2 separate regions of the Homo sapiens genome follow, and region 2 is linked to region 1. A link is a contact called in ENCODE Hi-C or POLR2A ChIA-PET data. All regions are on one chromosome and are shown on one strand. The core of a region is the stretch at or near the end of the contact, and the rest is flanking DNA. Distances in the headings are between cores, read along the strand shown.

The links. A loop is a pair of places that touch in the nucleus more often than their neighbours do. ChIA-PET counts read pairs that join two places held with the same protein, here RNA polymerase II (POLR2A). Pooled maps may share reads with other maps.
Region 2: a map of dorsolateral prefrontal cortex shows a loop between it and region 1 (1.9-fold over the local background). The contact joins two enhancer-like sites. A Hi-C loop is called at or near these places in 21 of 168 maps with a recorded cell type or tissue (GM11168, GM18951, GM23248 and 17 more), 3 of 37 single-sample maps with no recorded cell type and 10 of 50 pooled maps. POLR2A ChIA-PET finds 5 or more read pairs at or near these places in 9 of 52 experiments (A673, HEK293T, HepG2 and 6 more).

What each region holds. Positions count from the first base shown.
Region 1 is chr20:57,534,306-57,540,315 of GRCh38, reverse strand. No RefSeq gene overlaps it. Among named protein-coding and RNA genes, the nearest start is that of CTCFL, 12 kb to the right of the region's middle. Within about 2 kb of position 3,400, at least 2 of the 41 ENCODE cell types and tissues checked have a DNase peak (open chromatin) inside an H3K27ac peak, as active enhancers do.
Region 2 is chr20:57,580,330-57,586,339 of GRCh38, reverse strand. No RefSeq gene overlaps it. Among named protein-coding and RNA genes, the nearest start is that of PCK1, 22 kb to the right of the region's middle. RefSeq lists an enhancer at 1-7. Within about 2 kb of position 3,780, at least 11 of the 41 ENCODE cell types and tissues checked have a DNase peak (open chromatin) inside an H3K27ac peak, as active enhancers do.

The sequences.
Region 1 (6,010 bases), core at 2,151-4,650:
TGCTTCAGCCCAGGCTATTTAAAACAATAAAGACTAAACAGGTCCCAAGTGGGCATCTCCGTTAAGAATAACCTGATAAGAAAAATGTTTCAGTCATAACAATGTTTGTGTCAGTCAGGCCTCGAGATGGGGATCAGCTCGGTCATGTTTGTGACCTTTATAGCTGTAAGAAAATAGTTACAGCCTCCTGACGCAGACGGCGGCCGGCCTGCCCTGTGCTGAGTCACTGCTGCTCACTGAGTAAAGCACATGCTAGCAACACCCTCAGCACAAGGACACCTCGATCGATGTCTGTCCTGCCCCGACATGAAGACACCATAGACGTTCCAGCTGCAAAGATCACAACGATAATGATGCAGTCAAAGCACCATCCTAGGTACTCTGGAGACAAGACAAGAAAGAACAAGAAAAGAATGTTCTAAAATATAAATGGTTTCAGTCAGTCACAATGGCTCACTACTGTAATTCCAGCACTTTGGGAGGCCGAGGCAGGTGGATCCCTTGAGGTCAGGAGTGCGAGACCAGCCTGGCCAACATGGTGAAACCCTGTCTCTACTAAAAATACAAAAATTAGCCAGGCGTGGTGGTGTGCACCTGTAATCCCAGCTACTCGGGGGCTGAGCCAGGAGAATCGCTTGAACCAGGGAGGTGGAGGCTGCAGTGAGCTGAGCTTGTGCCACTGCACTCCAGCCTGGGTGACAGTTTAAGACTCTGTCTCAAAAAATAAATAAATAAAAAATATATAAATGGTTTATGGCTTCTTGTCATTCCCTGGCTTAAACCCTCCAATGGCTTCCTGGGGAACATAAATAGAGTCAAACTCCTTACCAGGGTCTGTCTACACAGCTCTATGGGAGCTGGCCTCTGTCTCTTCCCCAATCTCATCAAGGCTCTGAACACAGGGAGGAGAGAGGAGAAGGGGCTCAGAAGTGGCCAGTGGGACCCAGGGAGATACAGGGGAAGGGAGATTTGAAGGGATCATGCAGGATGCTTGGATTAGATTCAGATAAAGAGAGGGGCAAGTGAAAAAACAGCATGGGGAGGAAACGTGTGTCAGTGTGTGTGTGTGTGTGTGTGTGTGTGTGTGTGTCTCAGTGTGTGTGTTTCTCCATCTGTGAATGTGTGTGTGTTAGGGCGGATGTCTATAATAAGGTGTGTTTGAAAGAGGTGAGATAAAATTTCCTATGGGAATTAGGTTCTGAACACAGTCAAAATTACATATGGTCTAAATTCTACATGAAAATTCCTCAAAAAGCTGCAATAACCTCTCAGTTTCAACACAACAGGTCCAGCACAGCCAGCTGCTCCTCTGTATTGGAAACAGACCCTATTTCTCTGGCTGGCACCATGGAAGTAATTGTCATGTCGCTGGGAGCTCTGGCAAGACCCCTAAGGTGCCCTCACACCCTGATTTTGTACGTACCTGTGGTGACAGCTCCGTGTGTGTTCAGGCTCCCCAGGCTCCAATGTGGAGCCCAGGGTATCCTTCTCTGCCTAAGGGCCTTCCTCAGAGTGGGTGTCCCCTTTAATCCATGTGCAAACATAGAAAGTGGGGGGATACCCCAAGAGCATCCCTTGACTGCAAGCACGAGAGGGGGTGGGCGAACACTCCTTGCCCACAGTCCTTCTGGCAGGCAATCTGGGAAGCATTCTGGAAGCTTTTCTGGCATTCAAGCATCCATGGACTACAGCAGAGGCCTCAATAATTTGCCCTTATGCTGGATTTCCTTCTTCCCCGTGTCATTTCCCTGCTCCCTCACTTCCTTCTGGAATCCTCTCCAAATAAACTACCTGCACCCAAGCCCTGGACTCTCGGTGCTGCTTCCAGGGGAGCTCAAACTGATACGGGGCTAAGACTTGAGGACAGTGCTGAACCCCTCAGATTGACTCACCCTAAGAAGAACATGTATCTGAAACTGACCGAGGGTGAGTTGCTGGTTCATGTCTTCAACTCCACACTCACTTGGGAGAGTGGGCATAGTTGGTGGGGTGGTGGCAGCTGAATTCTCCAGCTTGGGGCCAATTGAGAAGGGTCAGAAATGCCTGGCAAAGAAAACTGAGCTCTGCTGTAGGCACACTGGTTTGGGGAGAGGGAGCCAAAAGAAAAGAGGATTGGGTATGGGATTGAAATAGAGCATGGGATGTGAAGTCAGTTTTGGGTGCCAGTCCTGGTTACATCATCCAGCTCCCTGCCTTGAGACCTTAGACAAACTATCCATGCCTTAGACAAACTATCCATTCCTCCCTAGGAGGAAAATCAAGGCGGTGTATTCCAACATGACTTTGGTAAGCCTTAGAGCATTATGCAAATATTCATTATTATCATTTCCAGAGCTCTCCTTTCAGAAAAGCAATGACTTAATGGGTTAGTAAAGTGCTTACAAGTACTTTCAGGATGATTTCTTCCTTCTGTGTCTTCTTGTTCTGTGACTTAAAAAAATGAAAGCGAGAGAGAGAGAGAGATAGGAAGAAGGAAAAAGAAAGAGAGAGAAAGAAAGAAAAAGAGAGAGAAAGAAAGGAAGGAAGGAAGGAAGGAAGGAAGGAAGGAAGGAAGGAAGGAAGGAAGGAAGAGAACCTGTGAAGAAATATCCAGGATAAAGGTCACCAGCTGGCAGTGACCAAAACTAGTTCATGCATATATTTTGTCTGGTTGACGGGAGAATTTGAAATTTCTTTTAATTAATTGTCACTGTTTGAAAATCAGGAGAACTTACCTGGGACAGAGGACACCTGTCCCTCTCCAGCTGCCAAAGTCATTAACTTGCCTGGTTCCTGCAGGCAAATCACTCTGTAACCTTTGTCCTAGGTTTTAAAATATATCATTTATTCATAATGTAGGAACCTGTGATGTCTCATTTACACAATCAGTGCCACTGCACTGAGTAGGATTTGGGGCTGCTGAAAAAGATGAACCCCTCCCATGCTTCACCACCTCCCTGATGCCTTCTTCTCCCTATCCATGGATACCCCTCATGCTCAAGGACCCAGCCTCAGGATGGCTCCTGTGCACCATCCTGCCCCTCACCAGAGACCGTCTACCAATGCAGAAAGGGGTTGGGCACCACTGTTTTTGTGAAATGAGAGGACTTTGGAGTGTGAGCTATTCAGGATTAAAATCAATGAATGTTCTTTTCAGTATCATCAACATAGTTCCAGCATTACAGTACAGCAACCTAGATGGCCCTTCATATCCAGATAAGATAGGCATGAACCTTCCATACGAGCCTTGTGGAATATTCCAATGTCCTTTCCAAGACTTCTGCCAGTTCCCAAAGGGGTTAAATTCTTACAGTCATCTGGGTGGGGTGAGGGAAGAGGGTGGATGTGACTATAAATGGGTAGCTTAAGGGATCCGTGTGGTGATTGGCTGTTTTGCATCCTGATTGTGGTGGTTTCACATGTGATAGACACCACACACACACACACAAATGTGTGCAGGGAAAATTGGTGAAAGTCTAAACAAACTCTGGATTGTGCCAATGTCAGTTTCCTGGCTTTGATATTGTATAATAACACATAAGAAGTGCCCATTAGGAGAAATTGAGGGAAGGATACATGGAACTTCCCTGCATACTCTTTTTTCTTTTTTTTTTTTTGCAATATCCTGTGACTCTATAACTATTTTCAAAACAAAAAGTTTTTTTGGAAAAACACAAGCAAAATCCCAGTGGTAGATATTGTGCCCAAGCTCCCCACTATGGGTTGATTCTGGGTGCTGATCACCCTCCCCTTCCCACGATGCTGTCCTGCCCTGCACGTGCTCCTATGGACAGGGAACTGTAAGAATTAAAGAAAGAGGAAAGAAACATGAAAGGTAGCCTGATGGTCAAGACAGGATTATTTTAGAGAAAACAAACCTGAGAGGGACATCTGGCCACATTAGGTCAGAGGCACACTTTCTTACAGACTAAGAGTTTTTAAGGATTTAGGGTGGGAGAGTTTATCAGAGGCTTGGACTCCTTCTGTGTCTCTTTGTTGTGCTTATCTGGGAGGGAGAGTTGTGTGTCTGTTCCCATACATCTTTCTGCAGCTGCAGGCATACTCCCTGAGTCTGCTTTTACATTCCCTATCTTAGTGCACCTGAAGGGAAAGGAGTGTGCTTATTAAGGCCCACTGTTTTACTGGGGCCCATGGTATGAGGGTGAAGTTTGGCAATTACCCAAGAGAGTTTCCCCCACCTCCCCTCTGGGCGGGGGCTGTCTTCTCTGTGTTTTACTGTCTGCTCTTTCCGGCTGCTTGTAGTTAGAAAAGAAGTGATTTCCTTGAAATGCATGAGGCTAGAAAAGGAGCTGGATTTTAAAATGGCGGTGTTTGTCCGAGATGTCAGTGCTCCTGCTCTGTCAGGAACCAGCCTCTTTGCTACACCGCACCACAAGCAAACACACAAGAAACCATTCCCCAAGGCTTTTGAGAGTGCCCCACAGCAGGCTGACGGCTTGAAGGAGGCACGCACAACCAGTCCTTTAGTAAGATACATCTTTAAACAATATTTCGGCCATTTCGCAGGACGGTTTGGTTATCCACTTTCCCCACTTTCTCTCTGTTCTTTTCATGTCCCACCCCTTTGAAATCATACACACAAAAAAACAAAAAGTAAAAGTGAGGAGTTCTCCCTTTCTAACATGGAGTCTTTTGGCTTTCTCCCTTCGTGTCTTGATCGGGGTCTTTCCTTCCACCCTCAGATAAACTGTCAAGGTGATTTCCTGAATCAGGACAGTTCTGCTGTCAAGAGAAGAATAGGGCAAGCTGCACCAAACAACGTCCTCTCCCCTGGTCCCTGGCTCTGAGAGTGTGTTTCTGGCTGGAGCCGCACCCTTTGGGAGTCCAGCTTTATCAGCCTTCTCCAGCCTCCCTCTGACCCATGGTGGGCTGCTTGTTCACTGACAACCTGCTCTGTCCTTCTTTCCTTCCTTTGCTTTGCAGATACTTGGTCAGCCTCTCCCCAGGGCAGCCCTGAAGACCCAGAATTGAGGAGGAGCCCCTCAGCGTATGGAAGACAAAGCAGTCTCTTCCCATGAGTTCTCTTATCGACCTAAATGTAGCCCTTGTTCCAAATGAAAATTGTCCCTTCCCTGTCCGGGGCAATTATTCTGAATTTTAATTCTGGAGAAAATATGTTTTGGAACCTGTATCAAGAAGAAGCCAGAGGTAATTAGAGCAGGAAAGGTAAACTGTGAATATATTTTCAGCTTCAGTTTGGGGATTCTGTTTTATATTGTTTTATTGTAGTAAACAGCCTTTATAAGTTCTATAAACAGAGATGTTAAAGAAGTGCTAAGGTGCATATTATGTTAAACTTAAATATAGACAACTAATCTTAGAGATAAACCAAACCCACTGCAAATTTATTTTGAACACTCAGCTCTTAGAACCAGGTAAGCTTATTGCACAATTATACGTTCAGGTTCATTCATTCAACAGACATCTGTTGATTGACTGCTATGTGGCGTGCACTGATCTGGTATTGGGGAGAGAACCAAAGCAGAAAGAACCCTCACCTTGTCCTAGGCACATTGTACATTTTAATTACATGTATCCATAGCAGACCACCAGCACCCAATTTTTGGAGGAGATACCAGCAACTCTTTTTTTTTTTTTTTTTTTTTTTTTTGAGACAAGGTCTTACTCTTTCACCGAGGTTGGAATGCAGTGGTGTCATCGTGGTTCGGTGCAGCCTCTGCCTCCTGGGCTCAAGCCATCCTCCCACATCAGCCTCCCGAGTAACTTGAACACTGTCATGCATCACTACACCCAGCTAATTTTTCCTTTTTTTTTTTTTGGTAGAGATGGAGTTTTGCTATGTTACCCAGGATGGTCAACTCATGGGCTCAAGTGATCCGCCCACCTCAGCCTCCCAAAGTGCTGGGATTACAGAAGTGAGCCACTGTGCCTGGCCCCAGCAACTTTTAATCCTGGGAAAAATAAAGGAGACAAGGAAAACTGGGGTTGCAATTTTTTCTTTTTTTTTTTAAGACAGGGTCTCATTCTCTTGCCCAGACCAGAGTTCAGT
Region 2 (6,010 bases), core at 2,531-5,030, 46 kb before region 1:
TTGTCAAGGGGGCAGCCCCCCTTGAATGCATGCCACCCCCTCATTTTCACATGGACCCCTCGGCCCTGCCCAGCCAGCTTCCCTGGTGTTCCCCACTCAGGATGGTGCTGAGATCCACTTGCTGGCAGAAGCCAAACATCTAGGGGTCATCTTTGGTTTTTCTTCCCCTCACCCCCAACACCCCATCCATCTCCAAGTCTGTCGGCTCAACCCCAAATGTGGCCTGAATCTGACCCCTTTCCACCCCCCGCGCCCCCTTCTCTCCCCTGAAGCCTCTCTTCCCTGGGATGGAGACCCCTCTGCTGCCTCCCATTCCTCTCCCGCACGTCGTGTCTACACCACTCGCCTATGCCAGTGGTTCTCGAACTGGAGCATGCACTAGAACCTCCCGGGCCCACCTCAAGACCCACAGAATCGAGCTCTGGGGGTGGGCCACCCAAATCACTCTTTCAGACAAATTCCCAGGTGCTGCTGCTGTCGCTGGGGAAGAACCACAGCTGAAGAACCGCTGGTCTGCATGAAACCCCTGCCTACTTCAAATCATAGTCAGGACCAAATATAAACGGTGCTGCAGGCAGGGGGGTCAACACACAGACTCGGAGCCACCATGGAGCTCAAGTCCCAGCTCTGTCATTTCCTGTGTGTCCTGGAGCAAATGACTTAACGTCTCTGTACCTCGGTTTGATTTTCTTCTCTGCAATGGGAGCAATGATAGTGCCTCCTCTCTGGGATCACTGTGAGGACTAAATGAGCTAATTCTGTGTCTCAGACTGGGTTGTCCCAGGAGCAGACCAGGAGACAAGAACATGAGCGATCCCAGGAAGCCCTAGCAGAGGAGGAGGGAAAGTGAGCCAGGGAAGGGGAAGGCAGACAGCAACACAGGGCACCTTAGCCGGTAAGTTATCCCTGTGGGCTCAACTTTTCTTGGGAACTTTGGGAGCCAGTGAAGAGTGCACAATTAATAACCCTGAGATCAAGTTTATTCCAGCCGGGAGGTGAGGGAGCCAAAGTATTTATCCACCCATCTTGGCAGAGATTGATTGCAGGATGCTTCTAGCCAGGGACTGTGTGAACAGCCTGCCGGTGCATGGGAAGAGCAGCTACAGTGGTCTGAGAAAGTCTCCAAGCCCAGGAAGTGACAGGTGTTTGCTGCTGGTCACCACTGGGTGAATGGTGAGGGCACACAAGTTGGTACCAAAAATATCAGTTACAACATGCAAAGCACTGGGTAAGAGCCTGTGTAGTACCCGCTCTTCTTACAATTCCCTGACCAGGGTCCCCATGGTCTGATCCCCTCACCAAAAATCCTTCAAGAGCGGCCCCTCCCATTCCAGCCTCCCCATCCCCTGACCTGCCTGGGCCACCCCCAGCCTAGAGCTTTTGCACCGGCTCTTCCCTCTGCCTGGGGCACCGTTCCCAGCTCTCATAGCCCTCAGTACCCCCTTCCTCACTTCTCAACCTCACCTCCCCTGATCAGAGCGTACTTTCCCATCTCTTCTCTCTGAAGCCACCCTACCAGTCACTTTCAATTCCATCTCCCCTTTGACTCCCTGCCTAGCACTTTGTAATCTCCATGTCTGTTTCTCTGTCTGGTGGCTCATGGTCTATCTCCACCTACTAGTCTGTTTCACTCCAGGATTCCACAAGCTGTAGTGTTTACTACCCTGTCCCCAGCATTTAGCAAGCATATTGTGAACACTCATTGAGTGAATGAAGAAATGGATGGATGGATGGATGGATGGATGGATGGATGGATGGATGGGCATGACTGACAGTCAGAGGCAGCAGTGTCATCTAAGGAGCACAGGTCCAGGATCTGGTACCTCAAGACTTGAATCCTAGCTCATTCCTTCCCCTCACATCCCTCTGACCCTCAGACCCACACCTGTCACTCCAGGGGCATGAGTGATCCCCTGACCTTGGGAGTTGGGCAGATTAGCCTCAACAGTGCAAGTGGGAGCTCCTTCTATAATAATTGAAGAAACTCATGGAACCCACTTATTTGAGAACAGCCTGGGCAGAACCAACATCTGTTCCCTTTTCCATCCTGGGCAGTCTCAGAGCCTAGAGGACTGGTTAGGGTTCAGTGTGGTGCGTGGAGCAGAGACTCAGGGGCAGCATGGCTTAAATGAAACAGAAGATGACTTCACCTTCATGTAACAGAAGCCCAGCTCAGCGTGGTCAGGCAACTTCTAGAAGTCACCAAAGACCAGACCCCTTCTACCGTGTTGACCCTCCATCCTCAACACAGAGCTTCTGCCTCATTGTCCAAGGCAGCTGCTTGTGCTCCAGCCATCATGTCCCACCTTCAGTCATCAGGAAAAAGGAAGGGATAAGCAGGGTTTTGCTTCTTCCTGTAAGGACACTTCCTGAAAGACTTCACACAAGACTTCTACTTACATCTTACTGGCCAGCACTTGGTCACACTCCCATATGACCAGGAGCTAAAAGTCAGGGGCCTTGTTAGCAAAGAATATGGGGAGAATGAATGGTGTGGTGCAGCCGGCAGCCTTGCCTTGGGAACCTTTCCAATGAGCCATTTGATTGCTCTATGATTCGTCTGCTCTGCGCCAGGGCCTGGAGCCACAGCAGGGAGCAAGTTCAGGAACCCCCCACCTTGAGGGGCCCACATGCCAGTGGGGGACAGTGAAGAGGACAAGTCAATACGCACGCAGTCACGATGCTTGCTAGGCCAAGTCCTGTGGGGAACACGGCAGAGGGGTAAGAAAGAGCATCGGAAGAGCAGGGGTGAGAGCCTACCCTAGCGCAGGGAGACAGCGAGGGCCCTTCTGAAGAGGTGACATTGGGACAGAGGCTCGAGGGATGAGAAGGGGCCACTGAGCATTTCAAGGACTAGGAAGTGCCTTGCGTACCCCAGGTCAGCTGCGGGTGGGCTGTGTACCCCTGGGCAAGTCACTGGGCCTCTCTGAGCCACAGTTTTCTCAGCTATGCAATGTGAGCAGCAGCCGTGCTCTCACCGGGTTGTGGGGTAGAAGGCTTTTTTGTGAGAATGTGTGTCTCCATGAAGAAATGAGGCTCAGAGAGCCTGAGAACCCTGCACTACATCAGTAGATCTCAGCTGGGGTAGATTTTGCCTGCCAGGGGTCACGTGCCAATGTCTGGAGACATTTCTGATCGTCGCAACTGGGGAGGGGGCTGCTGCTGCTGACATCTAGTGGACAGAGATGGCGGTGAGACTGAACATTCTCTAGTGCACAGAGCAGCCCCCACACTGGAGAAGCACACAGCCCCTCATGACAGCAGTGCCGAGGCGGAGGAACCCTGCCCTCCACAGCCAGGAGGTAGACACAGGGCCATTCACCGGAAGCCCACTCTTCACTGTGTTCCAGAGCCCCCACCCCAGACCCCTCAGCCTGTGCCCTTGGCAATAGGATCTGTCTGCTTTTTAAACAAACATCTCCAATGACTCAGACATCCACTGAAGTTTAAGGAGAACTAAACTTCTTTGTTTATCAAGTACCAGGCACGTAGTAGCCACCACCTCCCACCAAACCAAAATCCATTACAAGTTTAAAGTACAGCTATTATTTTTACAGCATTGCTTAGAAATGGCTTGCGATCTCTAATTTGCTAAATTGATGCGTATATTGACTAAATAAATATTCGGCACGAAGCCCGAGTTCCCCTCCACACTTATTAATCCTCAGGAAATGGAAACACAGGACACAAAATGAGCTTTCGCTCAGAGCTGCAGACAGGAATACATTATGTTGTTTTTCAAGCGTTCGGGGACTTGACTTTGCAGCAGAGACGGCCCAATCACCAGCCTCCAAGTTTTCCATGACGCACGCCTCTGCCCAGGAGACGTGCCTGTGTTGCTGAGGTCCCTTCTTGGACTTTAGAAGTCTAGGAAAAGAAACTTTTACTTCAACGGGGGGAATCTGAGGTGACTGTTTTTTGGGGAGTTGTTTTGAGGGGAGTTGATGGATGACAGCAATATTCGTACATAGAAATCAGGGCTGCTGGCAGGACCTACAAAGTGAAGACCCTGGGACAGGTCCCTTTCTTCAACAACTGGGGCTATTAGTGCTCTCGGCTCTGGGGAGAGAAGGCAGGGCTACCTGGACTGGGTGGGGGGCACTGTGTCTTCTGTCACCAGCCTGCCCCGGATGGAACAGCATACGAAGGGACTAGAGTACATGGGACAAGATTTGCTCTAGCTTGTCCCACCTGCGGAGACTTTGACCTCTGGGATGTTGATGAGTCCTGGGGGCTGGTCTTGTACCAGGATGGACAGGGGCTCCAGATACCAGGGGAACCCTAGTGGTGCTGGCCACCTCTGTCCTGTGTTAACTTCTAAAGCCTCCTGATCCCACGGAACACTTGTCTGTGGTGGGGGCTAATGGCAGTGAAGCAATATGGCCCAGAATTAGGAAAGAAGTTCATGCTGAGTTGGGAAATGGGGAAATGTTCTCCAAAAGAGGAAGAGGCACGAGTGTGCTTTTTGCCCTACTGGGGGAGTGTGAATCCCAAGAGGAGCTGGCATTTCACATCATCTAGCCTCTGCCCAAGGCCAGCCCAGAGCTTCCTTCCCAGACAAGATGCCAGGCCACTCCGGAAGAGAGGATGATTCCACAGGCTTGAGATGAAGGCTGGTCTCCTCTCTGCCCCCGACCTGTGGCATGACCTTGGGCAGTTCCAGTGACCTTGCTGGGCCTCAGTTTCCTGGTCTGAAGGATGAGGTTCGTGATGGGACCCCCCTGGTGACCGTGCCCAGCACCTAGCCCACAGCAAGCTCATCACTCTCAGAGGCAGCAGCCATTCCTTCTACCTGGACACAGCTGCCAACAGAAGGGGCTGGAGAATGGAATCCAGGCAGAAGGAACAGCCAGGACAAAGGTCCTGGGTGGGACCTGATCCCAGGCAGTAGATCAGAGCATGGTTAGCAGGTAGGATGGTGGCCTGGGGTGGCAGCAGAGAGGTGGCCAGGGTCAGATGACACTGGGCCTCGTGACCACCGGAAGGAGAGTGCATTGCATCCTGAGAGCAGTGGGCAGCCATGGGAAGGTTCTTAAAAAGGCAGCTCTGGGTCCCAGCCTCGGCAGCCCCAGGAACACGCGGCAGCCCGGTGGGGAGGGCAGATCGTGGGGACTCGGCTCCTGAACTCAGCCACAAAGATGAGCTGCCTTCCCCAAGGGCTCGTGAGAGGACAGCAAAGGCTGTGTCCCAGGACCAGTGGAGACTTGGTGAATTGAGAAAAGGTGGGGGGGGGCGGTCTCCTGGTGAGATGCCACTGCACTCACCTGAACAGGTGTCATAAACACCGCTGGCAAGGATGAGGACAGAGCGCCAGAACTCTCATCCGCTGCTGGCAGGAATGCAGAGGCACAGTCACTTGGAAATCTGTCTGGCAGTTCCTTAAAACGGTAAAGCCTATGTCTGCCTTGGGACCCAGCCCTTGCACTCACAGGTGTTTACCTGAAACAAAAGCACCCAGAAAAACCCTTGCAGGAATTCACAGCAGCCTCTCAGAATAGGCAAAAGTGGAAATAGCCCAGGTGGCCATGAAGGGTGGAATGGCCCATACCATGGCGGCAGACCCTTGCCATGGGGGACGGCGCAGCAGAGCAGGACAGGGAGCTGCTCCCAGCTCAGCCACGCAGAGAAAGCTGAGCAAAACAGGCAGACAAGTCCACGCCCTCCACAGAAGTCCACATGCTCCAGTGAGAGGAAGAAGAGCAGTGGCTGCGTAGGGCTCAGGATGGGGGGTGAGCAGGGAAGAGTACAAGGGAACTTTCTGGGGTGATGATGGGGCGTTCTAGACCTTGATCTGGGTGGTGATTATACACAGTTGTCCAAACTCCTCCCATGTTCCACTTAAGACCTGTGCATTTTACTGCAAGTAAATGATGCCTCAATAAAACATAATCCTCAACATGGGGTCCGCGTTTGGGTCTGGGGTCCACGATCTGCTCTCCTCCCTCTTCTGAGCTGCCCAGATTTCCCAGGCAGATGCTGAAGTTATGAGCAAGTGCGGTGCCTCATTCCA